2 separate regions of the Mus musculus genome follow, and region 1 is linked to region 2. The links are chromatin loops, found by intact Hi-C in ENCODE. Cell type or tissue: left cerebral cortex. All regions are shown on one strand. Links, peaks and the distances in the headings refer to the core of each region. The heading gives the core; the rest is flanking DNA.

Region 1 (8,853 bases), core at 295-8,294, 50 kb before region 2:
CAGGTTGGGAAGCTCCTTACCAAGGCCACAGCCATATGATCTGACTTCAGAGAGAGCCAGGTATGCTGGCACCATGGCCCGGCTGATCTCTAAGGCCCACTCCTCCCCATCTCCTGACAATGGGGTTTCTTACCATAGGTTCCCTGGCCACTGTGCCCGCACAGGAAAGACCGATCACAGGGGCCTCAGGAAGCAAACTGACAGTAAGAGACACTCAGAACATGCCAAGGATTTAAGAGTTTGCCATAGGAGAAGGAAGAGCCCTCAAAACACAGGTGAGGAGGCCATTTCAAAGTCCCTTATGTTGACTGCTGCCTCACAGCACCGCTGTCTGATTTTCCACTTTTACATGAGCCCTGGTTTCCAGGACACCGTTGAAACTATGCCCCCTTTGAATGCCTATCTCCTAGCACCTTCAAAGTATGGTGCCGTGTCTAGGATAGGGAACCCTCCTGCCCACTTTGCCCGGTATCTTCTCCATTCTGTTCCTTCTTTTCTATGTGCCACTTCTCTGCCAGGCTAGGTCAGCACTGCCTGTTGTCTCTTACCAGCACCCAAGAGCCATCATCTTAACAGGTAAATGATGCCACATTGTTCCCCTGCTCCCTGGGCCCTCATAGGATCCCTAAGACTGAAAGCAGTTCCAGTCCCGCAACCTTCCATTTTTGTTTTCTCTAGTCCCACAACTCTTTTCACACCCCATCCCACCTCGCATAGGCAGACATGCCTTCAAGCCAGGAGCTTCCTTCTCTACAGGTTCTTCCCCATCTTCAGCTCAATCCCTCTCAGCTTCTAAGACTCCCATAAACTGTTCCTTCCTGAGGTAACAGTAAGCTTAGGGCAAGGGGTGAAAAGAATTTGAAGCTAGAGAAAAGAAAGATGGACAGATGTCTGAACAAAACCATTTCACCGGTTGGCATGCCAGGGTCCACCAGGATCCACAAGAACCTGCCCCAGATTAGCTTGGCCTACCAAGCATATTGTCACAACCTAACTAGGAACTCCAAGAAACAAGACTGCCAGTGGAAAGGGAGTCTCAGTCAAGGAGAAAGAAAAAACCCATGGTTATTCACTCTCTACCTTTCCAATTTGTTCAACCAACAGCGACCCAGTTCTGACCAGGACAATAAAGGCCTTATCCAATTGTGGGGTCCTCTTGTACTTAACACTGTACCCCCTTAGGAATCTCCATTCTGCTTTCTCAGAGCCCCATACCAAGCTATCCCAGAGCATGCCCTGCATGGCTGCAAACCCAGAGACATTCTACAGGTTTTTTTTTTTTTTAAATAGAGGGAGAGGGAGGAGGAGGAGGAGGGGGAGGGGGAGAGGGAGAGAACCCTGGCCAAAAAATGTGGCTTGGGTAGGAAACAATCAAGTCGGTCTGCCTGCCCCAGGACCAGGGTCTGGGCTTGAGCACAAGACCTCTAGATGCAGAGCTAACTCAAGATCCCAAAAGCTCCTTTGAGTACTCATGTATGACGGGCACATGGCTGCGTCACAGAAAGTGTGATAGCGGCCAGGCTCTATTTACAAAAATAAAACCCCACGGAGGACTCAAAGCTGGCCAAGAAGAAAGGACAAGGGTTGAGGGAAGGCCCACTCCAAGTCACAGCTTCTCAGACAACCTAGCACTCAAGTACAAAGCCGGAGGTGGCCTTGAAAGAGATCTTTCTTCTCCTCCTGGCCCCACCCACTTTCCTGGTGCAAAGAGGAGGATTGAAGCCCCGGGGACAGAGGTAAGGGCTAGACTACAGTCTGGCCAACTGTGTCACATATTCCTCCCATGAAGTAACTCTGGCAGGACACTTCTGCCCCAGACTGGTTTCCCCATCCACAGGCTAAGGAAGCAGTATCCTCTCCTCTCTCTTCTCCTTCCTGCGAGGTAAGCCCGTGTTTCCTTGCACGCCTCTCCCATGCGTGTGGCAAGCCAATGCCAGGGAGGAACATTCTCCTGCTCTGACGGCCACGTGTACACATTCGCCTCTGCCAGAATCGCCACACTGGATGGGACCTCTGTATCCTCCTGGACACTTGCTAACCCTGAAAACCCTCCCAGGTACCACTTGGATTATCTTCCTGGGAGGCCCCAGGCAAGAACACATAGCAAATGCCCACTATGTGGAGGGATTGCCTATGCGTGACCACAAATACATTGATTCCTTTAGTCCAGAGACTCTATATTTACCTTGGGCTTCACAAAACCAAGTTCAGTGCCTCAAAACCGTCCAGCACCAGACTCTGCTGTACCACCCAAGCCACTGAAAGAAGCCTTTGTCGAGTCTGGAATGTCCCATGGATCTGTAGTTGCTTCTGACACATACCACCAAGACAGGGCTTTGCACTAGACCTGCTGCAATCAAGTTCTATCTTTGCTACTCTCTGGCTCGGTAACATGGGTCCAGTCACTTCATCTTCCTTTCTCAGTGTCCTCACCCACAAATAGGGTTAGATGGTCAGGTATTTGGGTAGTCCCTGGCATCGGCAAGCATACAATCAAAGAAACCCACTATGAGAAAGGAATTTTCCCCCTGTGCCATTTACTACCTGGTAACCTCTAGTGTGTGGTTTTACCACTTTGGTCTCAGTGCCTCTCCAGATGGCTGGGAGGATTAGTGGGGATACCCTGCTCAAAACACTCAGTGCTATGCCTAGCACAATCTGGGCACGAGGACTCTGGTTGCCGTGGGAACTGCTGCTCCTAAGGCAGTGTTGGAAGATAAGGGTAAGAAACAGCCCCAGGAATCACCTGTCGCACCTGTTCCAACTGGGTCAGACAGAGCTGAATACCAGCCGTTGCCATGGCACTCAACACACTGGAAAACACCAGCTAGGAAACAGGGTGTTGCAAGGGTGGGGCCTAGGGCTGTAGTCAGTCTGACACCACCCATGCTGCCAACAGTCCAAAAAGCCATCCTAGGGTTGGAAAGATGTGCTAAGCAGGTCCAGTCACCTCAGTCAACTTATAAACAACAGGATCAAGGTAGTAGAGAGGTGGCTGAGGCTCCTGGGGTACAAAATAAATATGGGAGGGGTATGGGCAGAGGGAAAGGCAACATAGGAACGCTCATCTCCTTGGTAAAAGCCCACAGAAGCCAAAGCCACTTTAAAGCGGTGTGGGTTCCGACATCACGGCTCTCTGCCGCCACACTTGCTCAGCAGTACCCAAGTGTCCAGGATCTAAGCACTGAGATTTGGGCCTCAATGGCAGTCCCTTCCTCTTTAGTACCCCACCCACCCAGATGAGGCTTTATTCCAGATGGGAACCTGGGCTTGGCTGGGTTCAGAGAATCCGTGGCCTCTTGCCAGGCGGAAGAAGGGAAAACAGAGGTGAAATCCAGAGCATGTGTGCTAAGTAAGTCCTGGAACTTTCCAGACTTTCCAGGATGTGGGGACATGTTGAGGCAGGAGAAAAGCTGACAGGTAGGGTCACAGTGGCTGGCTAAGGGTCTAAGTAGACATGTGAAACTTTAGCCTGGGCTTGGTACAAATTCCTTGGTACTGTGCTCAATCCCAGATCACTTAAGGACCTCTGCTGATTAAGGGGTGTCCCCCCCATCCTGTAGCCTGGGGTTGGGGAAGGCTGGGGCCGGGACCCCTTACAATACAGTAATCTTAACTACTGTAGCCACTCCCCTGGTCATGCATGGTACACTCTCCATTCCCCTCACAACTGAAAGGTGAACATTACTTCCCCATTTTACAGTAAGAGGAAACTGAGGGTCAGAGGCACAGTGTAACAGCTAAAGTCACTCTCTCTGAGCCTCTGTTTTCACCTCTGTAAGAATGATTCCCCCTCCTCTACTCCTGCTCCGTGGGTGGTGTTGAGAGGTGCTAGTGAGACCGTGAGCAGAGCACCAGTAATTGCCAGCACGTGAGATCAGGGAGACTGGGTATTTCTCAGTGGCTGACCCCAGGTCCAATCACTGAGCACAACCCTCTGACACTGCGCCATGGCCGGACCAGCCGGTCGTTAGGAAGGGTAACTGCAGGGATTACAGACTTCACAGGCAGAGGATTGCAGCCACCCCCACCACAAAGGGCAGCCCTTGTCCAAATTCCTCAGATAAGCGGCCCTGAGCAGAACAGGAGGCCCAGTGCACAGAACAGGCACCTCTATCCACAGATTCCAAAATCTGAATCAGACCACATAGCTTCTCTCCTTCCAACAGAATTCACCCAACAGGTCTTCCAACTGGCCAAATCTGGTTGACAAATGCCTCCGGCAAAGTCTCTGGCAACCAATTTACTTCCTCTTTCTGGGGCTCATTATCCCAATCCGTCTAACACACCTCTGAGCGCTCTGAATAGTGGGGCAGGTCCAGCTAACTAGGCCCACAAGACCTAAGAAGCAAGGGACAGGCTAGGAGGGGGAAGCATCTCGGGAGCTGGGCCAGGGGCCTATCTACTGCAACTTCCCTTTACAAAGCTGATGGAGAAACCTGTATTAGGTCCAGTGTGCCGAAGAGGGAACAGGAACCCAGAAAGAGCCTGAACTTGACTTCCTTTCCCCATTAGCTGGACTCTACGGACCTCTGCAGGCAGGTCAGGACTGTGTGACCGCCATGAGCTCAACCTGCAAAAGGTGGACTGGGACCTCATTCAGCAATAAACTGGGAAGCTGGACCTACTAGGACGATGACGGACACAAAATCAAACCCGATGGCTTTTTTCACAGGGGAAGGCAGTCTCCTGGCAAGGACATTTGCATTGCAAAGCAGTCCAGCTTTAGCCAGTGGAGGGCAGTCACTCAAGAGGGGGCTGGGCAACCCAAAATCCAGCCACCTCCCGCAATCAAATCCAGGGAGTGCCTGGAACTGGGCTTTCCCAGCCAAGGGGAGAGAGCCAGAGAGCCCTGGCTGGCCCAATCTCTCAATCGTATGACAGCCACAGGAGCCAGCTTGGTGGCAAGGTGGCCTGAGACACCCTTACTTAATCCCTTAAAGTGAAAATCTCAGTCAGCTCTCTCCATACAAATCTGTAAAACGGGTGACTTGAAGAGTGCACGCAGGGCCCTAAAAGGTTTCTGGCTGGTCACCTGCAGACAAATGCCAGGCGCTCTGCCAGCTCACTCAGACCTAAGTCCTGCTTAGAGCAAATCTTTCCCCAGGCGGGCCCCTTGCCCATCCGTCCCTAGCTGAGTCTTCCACATTTGCCAAGTGGCTAGATCTCACTCATCAGCACTCCCCACCCTCCCCTGCAAACGCGAAAACCTCAATGCCTACCTGGACGACAAGCTGACAAAATCCCCGCCATCCAGCAGCCGGACCTTGCAAAAGAGGACCCCGTTCACGAAGGGGACCGCAGTCAGCTCCTCCAAGGTGAAAGTGGTTTGAAATTTAAATTTCTTCTTCTTCATCAAAAAAGCCATGAGCAAGTTCCCTGAGTCTGAAGCCCGCAGGGCCAAAAAGAAAAAGAAAAGAAAAAAGAAAAAAAGAAGGGGATACTAGAAAACCCCAGGATTCCTTTCCCGACACCACACCCCCCTCCTCAAAAACACCAGAGCTGGATCCAGTCCAGATGGCGGCGGAGGCTGCGGGCAGGAGAGGATCTGAGTTCGGAGCCCCAGGTCCAGTGAGCCGGCTGCTCTCACCCTCGGGGAACCCGGGCTCCACTGACATGTAAACAGCGAGGTGCGGCCCCGGCAGCGGGGGCTGGCGTGGAGGGCGGCTCGCAAGCGAGCAGCAGCATCCCGATCCGCGGGGCCCGGCGGACCGGTGAGACTGACGGAGACGGCCGGGCGAACCGCTGGAGACCCGGGCGGCGGCCCCGCCTCCGCCCCGCTGGCTGCCGTGGGAGGTGCCCAGGCGACGCACACGCCTCCGCACCTGGCGCACCGCGGCCTGCGCAGGTGAGGCCCCGGGAAGCGGAAGCCACCTCGGCGACCGACCCGGCTCTGCAGGGACCGCTTCGGGAGGCTCTGCCGGGCCGGGAACGTGTGCCGGTCCGCCTCCCGCTCAGTCCTGGGACCTACGCCGCTCCTGCCCTGCCCGAGTCTCAGGCGCCTTCCGACCCGGCCGGATGGCTTCTGCCTCGGTTAGCACCGCTGGAGCACAGCGGCGCCGTCGCCCGCACCTCCGGACGCAGCCGGCTGAGCCCGACGCAGCTCGGCGCTGCTCGGAGAATGCCGAAGCCCCGGCGCGACCGCCCGCGGAGCCGCGGCCGAGAGCAGCAGGGGCGGGGCGCGCGAGGCTCACAGCCAACCTGCGATTGGACAGGCCGACTGTACGAACACGAATTTCTATTGGCTGGCGGTGGCGTGGGGCGGGGCTCGCGGAGGCAGGGCCAGTTGAGGGCGCTCGGATTGGAGCGCTCGCGGGGCTGGACCCGCCTCCTTGAGAAGCGCGGTGGGGGGGGGTGCGGAGAGGCGGTGGGAGGTCGCGGGGTGTGGGGGCCGGCACTGGAAAGAACGGGAGGAGAGCGCGAGCCCAAGAAAAGGAGAAACAATGACTAGGGGAAACAATCTGGAAACTAGGGCTAGAACGGCCTGCCCGGATCCCGCCAAGACCTGAGCTCAGTGAGCAATGAAGCAGGCTGAGGAGGTAGCACCCCTGTTCTCAGGAAAACAATCGCAGAGGTGTCTCAAGACCTATGCAGGTCTTGCTCGCCTCTAAAAATGACAAGCATCTGTCCTGGCTTTGCCGCTCTTGAAGATCCATTGGAGCCCGGCAACCTTGTGACTCGGCCTGCCTGGTTCCAGGCTGTTATCTAAGGCTTTTGTTTAAAGTTTCCCGATAGTTATGGCAAAGGACACCTTGGGGACCTCGTACTCTCCAAACTATCGGCATTTTATGATTCTTTTTATCCAGGCCGCCAGTGTTTAGGAACTCTGTCCTGAGTCAGGCAGGCACCCAGTGGAAAGACTGGATCTGAGAGTCTGCTGAAGAACTCAAGTAGGGAGGTCAGAGGAGGCGTGTGCTTTCGGATTGGAACGGAAGTTCAAAGGATTCTGACACAAAGCCGGCCAAGCATCGGGGTACAGGCAGTGGCAGTCACTAGAGGCCTGCTGGCCCGGCAGCATGGTACTCAAAAAGTTTGTGGAGTATCCCTGGATGAATTCTAATTTGAGAGAACAGCAGATCAGGCTAGAATCTGGCCCAGTCTTGTAGACCAGAGCAAAGAAGGAGGCATCTCCTGGTTTTTTGAGCTAGATAGTGACTTGATTGTTCTGGCATCAGATAACTTGGAGGAAAGAAAATGGGGAAATGGGTGAGTGAAAGGCCGTTTTTGATCCGGGCAGGAGATAAGTTAAGGTCTGCTGGACTTCCCTGTGGAAAATTAAAGAGAGTTGGGCTGATTGGCATTTGAGATGTAAATTCTCTGCCGGACATCATGTTTGATACCATGCATGATATCATGTTTGGACATGTGCATGAAGACTTCCTGAGCTTACATTTCAGAAGCATGGGTGGCAATCTCTGCTCCTCATAATTGTCCCATAATGTGGAAAACGCAGTCAGATTGGAGATGAAACGAACCAATCCATCCAGACCTCCCTGATGTAGCTAGGCATCTCCTTTTGAAGGTGAGGAAGTAGAGGCCTGAAGGCTTTGTCTTTTAAAAAATAAATTACGTTTGTTGATATGATTGGGCACATGGCACACAGTGCAGTGAAGGGCAGAGAATAACTTAAGTTCTTCCCTTCTACCACGTGGGTCCTAGGGATTAAATTCAGGTCATCTGACTTGGCAGCAAGCATTTTTACCTACTGAGTCTTCTTGCCAGCTCCGACTGTGTTTAGTTTTTGTCTTTAGCCCAGGCTGGCCTCAAACTGCGTGTGGCTGGGGATGGTCCTTCTGCCTTTACTAAACCTTAGGATTACGGCTTAGGCTTCCACACCAGGCTTGGCCTGAAGGGTTTAAATTCTTTGGCTGGACTCTCAACCTTTCCCCTTAAGGCCTGTTCCCTAAGGGAAGAGCCTGTGGCCCCTGATGAGATATCTAAGAAGTCAGCCAAGAGTGTCTGGAGGCCTAACTGGATCCTCAGTTTCAACTGTGTAACCTCAGGCCTCTCCAACAATTTGCCGCCAGGCCTGGTTCCATTTGGTTCTGTGTAGCCTAAAGGCTAGGAACACCCTGCCACCCCCGGAAGTGTCCCTTCTCACTTCCCAGGCAGTGCAAAAAGCATGTTAACAGGACAGGAAGCAAGAGACAGTTTGGTGTGAGACCAGAATACTGGCTGTTCTGAGGCCAGCCTGGTCTACAGAGTGAGTTCCTGGACAGGCAGGGCTACACAGAGAAACCCTGTCCCAAAGAACCAACATGGGGCCTCAGTTTGTAACCCTGAGGTGCAGGATCTACGGATGGCAGGTATTACGTATAGTATAGTATAGTATAGTATAGTATAGCATAGTGAGGACTAGTGCTTTGGGGTCGACAGTACTATGCTCAAAAGCTAGCCAATATGCTATTGGCTGTTTGTGGCAAACAAGCTTGGGTGCAAGCTTTGCTTGCACGGGAAAGAATGTTGGAAAGCTTATTCCAAGAGAAGATAGCGTTGACTGCCCCTCCTCAATATTCCAGTAAAAGAGACAAGAGTGAAAGGAGGTTTATTCGATGTGGTCATACTGGGGAAAGGAACAATGACCTCCCAAAGTCACCAGGCTACTGTGTGAGACTGAGTAACTGCTAGATCCTTGGACTTCCATTCACAGCTACTACTGAACCATTGTTGGGAATTGGGCTGCAGACTGTAAGTCATCAATAAATTCCTTTACTATATAGAGACTATCCATAAGTTCTGTGACTCTAGAGAACTCTGACTAATACACAAGAGGATCTGAGCAAGTGTCGTGGGAACCGCCAGCCAGCAGTTCATGTTCCTCCAAAGCCCCAGTTCCCAACCCTTTACTGCCCC
Region 2 (8,853 bases), core at 422-8,421:
TGTACACATAACATTATGTATACATATTATATATTAATAGGATCTGTATTATATACCTATATAATGTATATATTAATATATATTAGTTATATATATATATTAGTTATATATATGTTAGCATATACACGTGGGTGTATGAATATGTGTGTTTGTGTGTGTATATGTGTGTGTGTATATATATATGTGTGTGTGCGTATATATGTGTGTGTGTGTGTGTGTGTGTGTGTGTGTGTATCACTGTGTAGCTCTAGCTGTCATGGAACTCACTATGCTGACCAAGCTGGCTTTGAACTCACAGAGATCCTATATGTGGTGTATGTCTATTCACCACATGAGTGCCTGGTGCCTATAGAGGCTGGAAGAAGCTGTCAGATCCCCTGGAACTGGATTCACCAACAGTTGTCACTGCCATTTAGGTGCTGGGAATGTGTGTGTGTGTTATATAATATATTATAATAATTACATTATAATAATATATATTGTTGTCTTAGAATTTTATTGCTGTGAAGAAACACCATGGCCAAAGCAACTCTTATAAAGGCAAACATTTCATTGGGGCTGGCTTACAGGTTCAGAGGTTCAGCCCATTATCATCAAGGTGGGAGCATGGCAGCATCCAGTCAGGCATGGTGCTGGAAGAGCCAAGAATTCTACATCTTGATCAGAAGGCAGCAGAAGGAGACTCTCTTCCACACTGGGTGGAGCTTGAGCATAGGATCTCAAAGCCCACCCCCACAATGATGAACTTCCTCCAACAAGGCCACACCCACTCCAACAAGGCCACTCCTCCTAATAGTGCCACTTCCCATAGGCCAAGCATATTTAAACCACCACAATTATATAATCTATGTATAATTATTTATATACATGTGTATATAAATGTACATATATAAATAATTATATATAATCACATATTATATATTTATATTAGATAAGATCTTGTAGTTCTGGTGGGCTTAGAAGGGCTATGTAGGCCATGCTGACTTTCTCCTGTTTTCATCTCCCAAGAGCCCTTGCTGATGTTCATTCCACAGGGTGTGTCCTAGTGGAACACTATTCAGCAATAAACAAGAACAGACTAGCTGGGCAGGGTGCCACCTCTGCAACTCCAGCACTTCTGAGACTAGGGAAGAGGACAGTCATGGGTTCAAGACCAGCTTAGGTTCCTGAATGAGATTCTGTCTCAGAGATGGCTCAGTGACTAGAAGCACTGGTGGCTCTTCAACAGGCATGTGCCTGACTTTGGCCCTTGAAGAACAAGCAGTTTTTGGTTTTAGATTATTTTATGTGCATGAGTGTTTTGCCTGTGTGATCCTGCACACCTGTAGTGGCTATTCCTGGTTGTCAACTTGACTATATTTGGAATGAACTACAATCCAGAATTGGAAGGCTTACCAGTGACCCTAATCTGGAGGCTGGGAGATAGAAGTGTCTGATCTAGATCTTGGTATGGAGATCTTGAGGCATAGTAGCTATGGATTCCAGAAGATTAAGACAGGGAGATCTCTGAGTTCAAGGTCATCTGGGATTAAAAGTGTGGTGCCACCACACCTTTACTCTAGGCTACACCTTCTGCTGGAGACCATGTAAGGACATTGGAAGAAGGGAGTATCATTCACCTGCTTGCCGTGTGGGACTGAGCAACTGCTAGATCCTTGGACTTCCATTCACAGCTACTACTGAACCATTGTTGGGAGTTGGACTGCAGAGTGTAAGTCATCAATAAATTCCCTTACTATATAAAGACTATAAGTTCTGTGACTCTAGAGAACCCTGATTAATACAATACTACATGCGTGTCTGACTGCCAAAGAGGTCAAAACAGATTCCCTGGAACTGAACCATCTACAGGTGCTTGTGAGCTGACGTGGGGGCTGGAAATCAAACCTGGTCCTCTCCAAGAGCAACAAGTGCTCTTAACCGCTCAAGACCCATTTTGCCAATCTGTCAAACTAAGCTGTTTTGCTGAGCTGAAGCATTAGTTGCATCTTTGAGATCTGAATCTTTCGTCAGAGATAGATTTAACAAGTATTTTTCTGCTGATTTACCTATTCTGTTTAAAGCCATTGATAAATGGCTTTAAACGCCCCCCCCCATTTTATTGGTTTATTTTTTCTATTTCCTCTCCAATAAATCAATGATTTTCATTTTTTACGTTGGTGTGTGTGTGTGTGTGTGTGTGTGTGTGTGTGTGTGTAAGCATTCTACAGGTTGGCTTTCAGGAGTTGGTTCACCATCCATCTTCTTCCACCATGTAGACCCTGGGGCTCAGAGTGTCAGACTTTGTGTCAAGCGCCTTTCCCAGTGAGCCGCCTCCAGCCTCAGCAAGCGCTTCTTCGGGAGAGAACCCTGCCTGCTCTGTGGATCCCCTGTGAGAAGGCAGTGAGCTTTTTTTTCTTGCTCTGACCGCACACCGTGCTTCACTTTGGAAGGTCATTTAATCTTTTGGAGCCTCAGTTTCCCCTTCGAGGGGGTAAGGAGAACATTACCACCCAGGGGAGGGAGGGGTGAGTGGCAAGATCGGACAGGAACATGGTCGTCAGGGGCGCAGATGCTTCCTGGGCTGAGCAGGTCTAGAACCTTTGGAGTCTCTAAGCACTCTGAGCACTGTAGGGGAAACTGAGGCCTAGAATCTGGTCTAGGATGGGTGGGGACCCTGACTTCTTTTCCTGAGCTCTCTTTGCACCTAGGACAGCCCCCTGGGCTAGCCACCAGAGCTCTCCCTCCAGCTGGAGCTGAGCTTGAGGCTTGGTACGGTTTCTCTACCGCCACCTACAGGACAGAGAGGTTCACAGCCGACAGTTTCTGCTAGTCCCGGTCCTGGCAAATTAGTCACAATGCCTCCTGCAGGCCCAGGCTGGAGCCAGACTGGGTTACTTGAAAAATGTATCATTCATTTCATTGCCTAAAAAAAGAAAAATGCCTCCTGTTAAAATATAACAGCACTGTCGGGCATGGTGGAACACTCCTTTAAACTCAGCACTCGGGGCAGGTGGCAGAAGGGGTGGGGGTGTTAAAAGGCAGGTAGAGCTCTGAGTTCAAGGCCAGCTTGGTCAATAAAGTGAGTTCCAGGACAACCAGGCCACAGAGAAACCCCGTTTCAAAAAATCCAAACCAACCAACCACCACCACCAGCAAATATATGCATATAATATATATACATTATATATACACACAATATATATATATTATATGCAGGTAAATATAACATACATGTAGTGTACACACATATATCTCAGCTCCTTTCCTTATCATTTGGACATTTATTTTGAGCTAGGCTTGGTGAGCACATACCTGTAACTCAGCACCTGGGAGATATAGGCAGAATGATCAGGAGTTCAAGGCCAGGTTCAGCAGACTGGGCTACGTGGAACACCGTGAAGGGTGGGGTCTAAGAGATGGCCTGTGCTGCCCTTGCTGAGGACCTGGGTTCAGTTCCCAGACTGCTCAGGGGTGAAGGACTTACATTCAAGCCTGGGAAACTGAACCTGATCCCAGGAAGTCACTGGTGCAAGGAGGTGACTTCCACACACGTGCAGTGTGACACATGTGTGGTGGCACACACTCTGTGCCATCACGCAGACATACACAGTGAATAGTAAATCTAAAAGACACACACACACACATATATATAAATTTCCAAAGACTTTTAAATTTTTATTTATTTATTTATTTATTTATTTATTTATTTGTGGTTTTTTTCGAGACAGGGTTTCTCTGTGTAGCCCTGGCTGTCCTGGAACTCACTCTGTAGACCAGGCTGGCCTTGAACTCAGAAATCCGCCTGCTTCTGCCTCCCGAGTGCTGGGATTAAAGGCGTGCGCCATGCCGGGCGACTTTTGTTTATTTTTGTTGTTATTTACTTATGAGGCAGGGACTCACTATGTAGCCCTGGCTGTCTTGGAACTTTACTAAGTAGATCAGGCTGACTTTGAACTCATAGAGATCTGGGATCTGCCTGCTTCTGCATCCCAATTGCAGGGATTAAAGGCTTGTGCCACTATACCCAGCAATGTTTATTTTCTTTTTATGTCTTTTGGTGTTTTGAGTGCATGTATGAAAGTACCCCAAGATCACGCAGTACTTAAGAAGGCCAGAAGAGGGCGCCAGATGCTTTAGGAAGCGGAACTTACAACAGTCTTTAGCTGTCATGAGAATGCTGGAATCATGATTGTACATACATGATTATGTATCATGCAAGAGCAGCCAGTGCTCTCAACCACCAAGAAATCTCTTCAGCTCCACACATTTTTTTTTAAAGATTTATTATGTTTTAAGTTCCTGTGTGTGGGTGTTTGGGCCAGCCTGTCTGTGCATCATCTACATGCAGTACCCTCAGAGGCCAGAAGAGGGCGGAGGCTCATCAGGAACTGGATGGAGTTCCAGGTAGTTGTGAGCCACTGCACGTGGGTGCTAGGAAATGAACCAGTCCTCTGCAAGAACAAAAGAGTTCTTAATCACTGGGCTATCTCTCCAGCCGCAATACAGTCCTCTGTATGGGCAGGTGACCCTGTACATGAACACACATATGAGTACAGGGGTCTGTGGAGGCTGGAGGTTATTAGCAGGTGTCCTCCTCAACCTCTGCCTACCTTATTTTTTTGAGAGGGTTTCCTTCTGAATCTAGAGCTTGTCAAATCAGCTAGACTGGCAGGCACTTAGCGCAGGAATCCTAGCCAGTGGTAGGATTATGGGCACATGAACCACCTGGGAATAGAGCTTGGGTCCTCATGCTTGCGCAGTAAACACTTTGCCAGCTGAGCCGCATCTCCATCCCCTCCGACTCTCCTCAGAAAGCAGCAATACTGCAGCGAGAGCCCAGTACTTAGCTCATCTAGCCGGGGTCATTTCACCAGAGTCCCAGTTCTAAATCCCATCAACACATGGTTGGGTAGGTGGGTGACATGCTGTCATCACCGGGGTGTCCCTAGATAAGACTGCAATGCCTACTGGTCAGTAAAGGATGCAGAGATGTCAGTAAATCACTCTGGACAGGGCTTCAGGGAACAGCATCTGCTGTATTACACACCAGCAAGCACTCATATCGCGGAAGCTATCGTCTGTGACTGGTTAGCACATTACCTCAGACTGGACAGTGAGCGCCCATACCACCAGGATCTCGGTGCGAGAGAAGCACATAAAAAGAGATGTGGAGAGGGCAGCCTCAGCAGGCCAGCTCCCAACTGTCAGGCTACTTCAGAATCCTCTGTTCTGACTTCTGGGCATACTCATGAGCATGGTACACCGTGCTTCTTATTTAGAAGTGCCATGTGCCGGGCAGGCTGGCTGCCAGGTCAGGCCCACACTTTCTCCTACAGATAAGTCTCCGGTGCTAGTACTTACCCAGACAACTACTTTGATAACACAGGAGCTGTGAGGAGCCAACTGGGGAGAGAGACAATGTGAGAGGCAGAGGCCAGAAAAGAAAGCATCCTGCGGCTGGAGGTAGAAAGTTAGGGCTTCATGCCGTGACAAGCGGCCAGTGTGGCTGGCATGGGATGGATGAGAAGACAGGAGCTAGAGATGGATGCTAGAATGGGGTTGATCTGTTGGAATCAGCCTCCAAAATACAGTGAAGGAGGGGCACTGCTGAGTTTCAGACTGAGAAAAACATTGCAATATAAGAATTAGCTCAGGGGCTGGAGAGAGGGCTCAGCGGTTAAGAGCGCCGACTAATCTTCCATAGGTCATGAGTTCAAATCCCAGCAGCCACATGATGACTCACAACCATCCGTAATGAGCCATCTGAAACCCTCTTCTGGTGTGTCTGAAGACAGCTACAGTGTACTCACATATAATAATAAATAAATCTTTGGGCAGGAGTGAGTGGAGACAGAGCAACTACATGATGTCTCACAACCATCTGTCTGTCACAACTGTCTGTCCAGCTACAGTGTACTCCCATACAGAAAATAAATCAATTAGTTCATGCTCCTGTAATCCTAGCACTCAGAAGATCAAGGCAAGAAGATCAGGAGCTCCAGGCTAGTCTGGGCTACACAGTGAAGCCTTGTTTCACTCAATCCACCAATAAGACTTCAAGGCACAGAAAGTAGTCTGGTAGACATGGGATTCAGGTCTGCTTGGCTCCTACCTCTGAGCTCTCGGCCCCTCTGGCTGAGAAGCAGAGTGAACCAATCTACTTTCAAATCTGATCACCTCAGGAAGTGGGGACCTAAGAAGGGGGAAGGAGCTTCCCCTAAGCGGTACAGGGGGTCAGGGTCTATTTCAGAGATGAGGTCTCCAGGGTCCCAGGCTCCACACCCACACTCAGCTCCGGCAGCCAGGCCAGGCCAGGCCCCTGCTCCAGTTCTGAGGCCCAGAGAAACCATTTGGTGTTTGGAGAACAAAGGGCTGCTCCCTGCGTTCCAGGAAGCGGTGTCAGCTGGGGCCAGGTTCTTGGTCTGTACTGGTGGTGGCTGGTTTCAGCCACCTAGGTCTCTCCTACCCCATGCAGGCTCCAAGTGGACCTGGACTCCTCCGGAGGCATCGGGTGACACCTGCCCTACCCTAAGCTCTGTCCACCCTGCTGAGCACAGGGTGAAATCTAGGACTGTGACTCTTCAGTCCTGTTGCATTTTCCACCAGAGCTTGTGCTCAGAGACCAAAGGGCTCGGGGACACAGAGTCCAGGGGATGGTTCTCGAATCCATGGCCAGCCAGCCAAGCAGGCCTGCAGCCCCTCCCCTCAGCCCAACCCCAAGACCAAAGATCTTAGGGCAGACAGTTCACTGCTCTGGCTTGCTTATTCTAGAATGAAGCTGCTGAGTCAAAAGAACTTGCATTCATTCATTCATTCGTTCGCTCGTTCATTCATTCATCTATTTGTTTGTTTGTTTGTTTATTGGCAAGCTTTCACTACATAGACCAGGCTGGTTTCGAACTCACAGAACTTGTCCTGCATCTGCCTATGGACTTCTGAGAGTAAAGATGTGGACCACGGTGGCCAGTACATTTATTTATTTCTAATTCTCCCTGTGTATATCTGGCTGGCGGTAGATCTCAGAAATCACTATGTAAACCAGGATAGCCTTGTTCTTGCTGTGATCTGCCTGCCCCTGTCTTAGGAGTGCTAGAACTACAGGAATGCATTACCATGCCTGGTTAATTTTGTTTAAAAAAAAAATTAAAAATCCTTTGTGTTTGTGTACACATGCAGAGGTGTGGGCATCGGTGTGTCAAGGCTTGTGGAGGTCAGATCACAGCTGTAGGAGGGCATTTCTCACCTGCTGGCCTATTTGAGACTGTGTGTTCACTGTGGCATGTGACAGGCTATGTGGCCCCTGGGATTCTCTGGCTTCTGTGACTTTCTCACCTATGGGATGCTGGAATTCCGGATGCTGAGAACCACCTTGTCTGGCTTTACATGGGATCTCATCTCTGGTCCACACACTTGGATGTGAGAGGAGTTGCTTAGGGATAAGGATGGGGGATTGCTGGGAGTGGGCAAGGCTACAGAAGAGCACCAAGAACTTGGGGGTCATGGAGGTTTGCATGATCGATCATTCCCATCACCAGGTGTACACTCCATCATCAAATTACTACACATATGGACTTTATTGTATGTCAGTGATACTTCAACAAAACTAGAAAAATAAATTAAATAAATACAGATAACTAGGCCCCACCAGGCCTTTCTAATGACCCCAGCTTCTATACAAGGTCCTGGGCAATTCAAAAGGCTTCCAAGGAGTCACTTTTCAGCTTGTTAGCTACAATCAGACATTTAAAACAATAATTAATAAGCGGGTGGAGCCGGGTGTGGTGGCACATGCCTTTGATCCCAGCACTTGGGAGGCAGAGGCAGGCAGATTTCTGAGTTTGAAGCCAGCCTGGTCTACAGAGTGAGTTCCAGGACGGCCAGGGCTACAGAGAAACACTGTCTCGAAAAACCACAAAAAAAAAAAAAAAAAAAAAAAAAAGGCGGGTGGAGAGATGGCTCAGTGGTTAAGGCTATTTGCTGCTCGTCCCAAGGACTTGGGTTTGGTTTCCAGCACTTGTATCAGGTACTTCACTACACCTGCAACTCTGGCTCCAGGGGATCCTAAGAGCTCCTCTGATGTCCACAGCACACAGTTGGCAGACACACAAATATACACACAAATAAAATTTTAGATTAAATAAAAACAAACACTTTAATAAATAAGGCTTCCTAGGTATTTTGGTGCCTCCCCAAATTAGTTCGAGGCCAGCCTGGTCCACAGAGGGAGCTAGTGAGTTCCAGGACAGCCACAGCTACACAGAGAAACCCTGTTTTGAAAAACCAAAAACCTCACTGGCCTCTGAAGGTACTGCACCTTTTGTGCGTGCACGCAAGTGTGCACCCCTCCCAACAATTAAAAAAAAATAAGTCCTTCTTAAAAATATTTTGTTATACAAGGAGAGGTTTAAGTAGGGGGTGGCCTGGCCTGCTGCCGATAGAGGGTGTTACCATTTTACAGGTGAGGAAACAGGCCTCGAAGTGAGCTGCACCTTAGGGAGGGAGGGCGGGCTAGTTGGTGGTTATCGTAAATGTGTCTGCATCTGGAATTACCTAGAAGTGTGTCCAGAGAGGTTTAACTGTGAGGCCTGGTATCCTCTTACACACTGGGGCACTGAAATGAAGAAAGGAGAGGAAGCTGTTCACAGCAGCACAGCCTTGCCCTCTGCCTCCTGCTCTGTGAGCTGAGAAGTTGGAAGCTGAGAGAGTGCTTCCCTCTCACACCCGGCCTTGCCCTCCAGGACAGACTCTCAAAGTGTAAGCCAAAACAAGCCTTCCTCTCCTAAGCAGCTTCTTGTCAGATATGCTGTGGTCACAGCAACAAGATAAGTAACTCTTGTTCCAAGTAAGAGAACTGATGTCTGAGTTTCCACA

The links. A loop is a pair of places that touch in the nucleus more often than their neighbours do. Peaks named below come from ENCODE experiments on the same cell type or tissue, not always from the same donor. Only the 100,000 strongest peaks of a DNase experiment are listed, where the experiment ranks them.
Region 1: a loop joins it to region 2, with 1.9 times the contacts of the local background. A loop is called at or near these places in 9 of 42 quality-filtered maps.

The regions. Positions count from the first base shown.
Region 1 is chr2:32,532,602-32,541,454 of GRCm38, reverse strand. Fam102a (family with sequence similarity 102, member A) reads right to left here and starts at 6,096. Exons shown (of 11, transcript NM_153560.4): 1 at 5,223-6,096. The coding sequence starts at 5,368. In left cerebral cortex, for the core only: CTCF peaks have their summits at 4,507 and 4,714 (motif pointing right); DNase peaks (open chromatin) are centred at 5,106, 5,673, 6,228, 6,932 and 4 more places; H3K4me3 peaks cover 5,122 bases; H3K27ac peaks cover 4,471 bases.
Region 2 is chr2:32,482,797-32,491,649 of GRCm38, reverse strand. No RefSeq gene overlaps it. Among named protein-coding and RNA genes, the nearest start is that of Slc25a25, 36 kb to the right of the region's middle. In left cerebral cortex, for the core only: CTCF peaks have their summits at 2,775 (motif pointing left), 4,001, 4,266 and 8,215; DNase peaks (open chromatin) are centred at 2,778, 4,124, 4,326 and 8,250.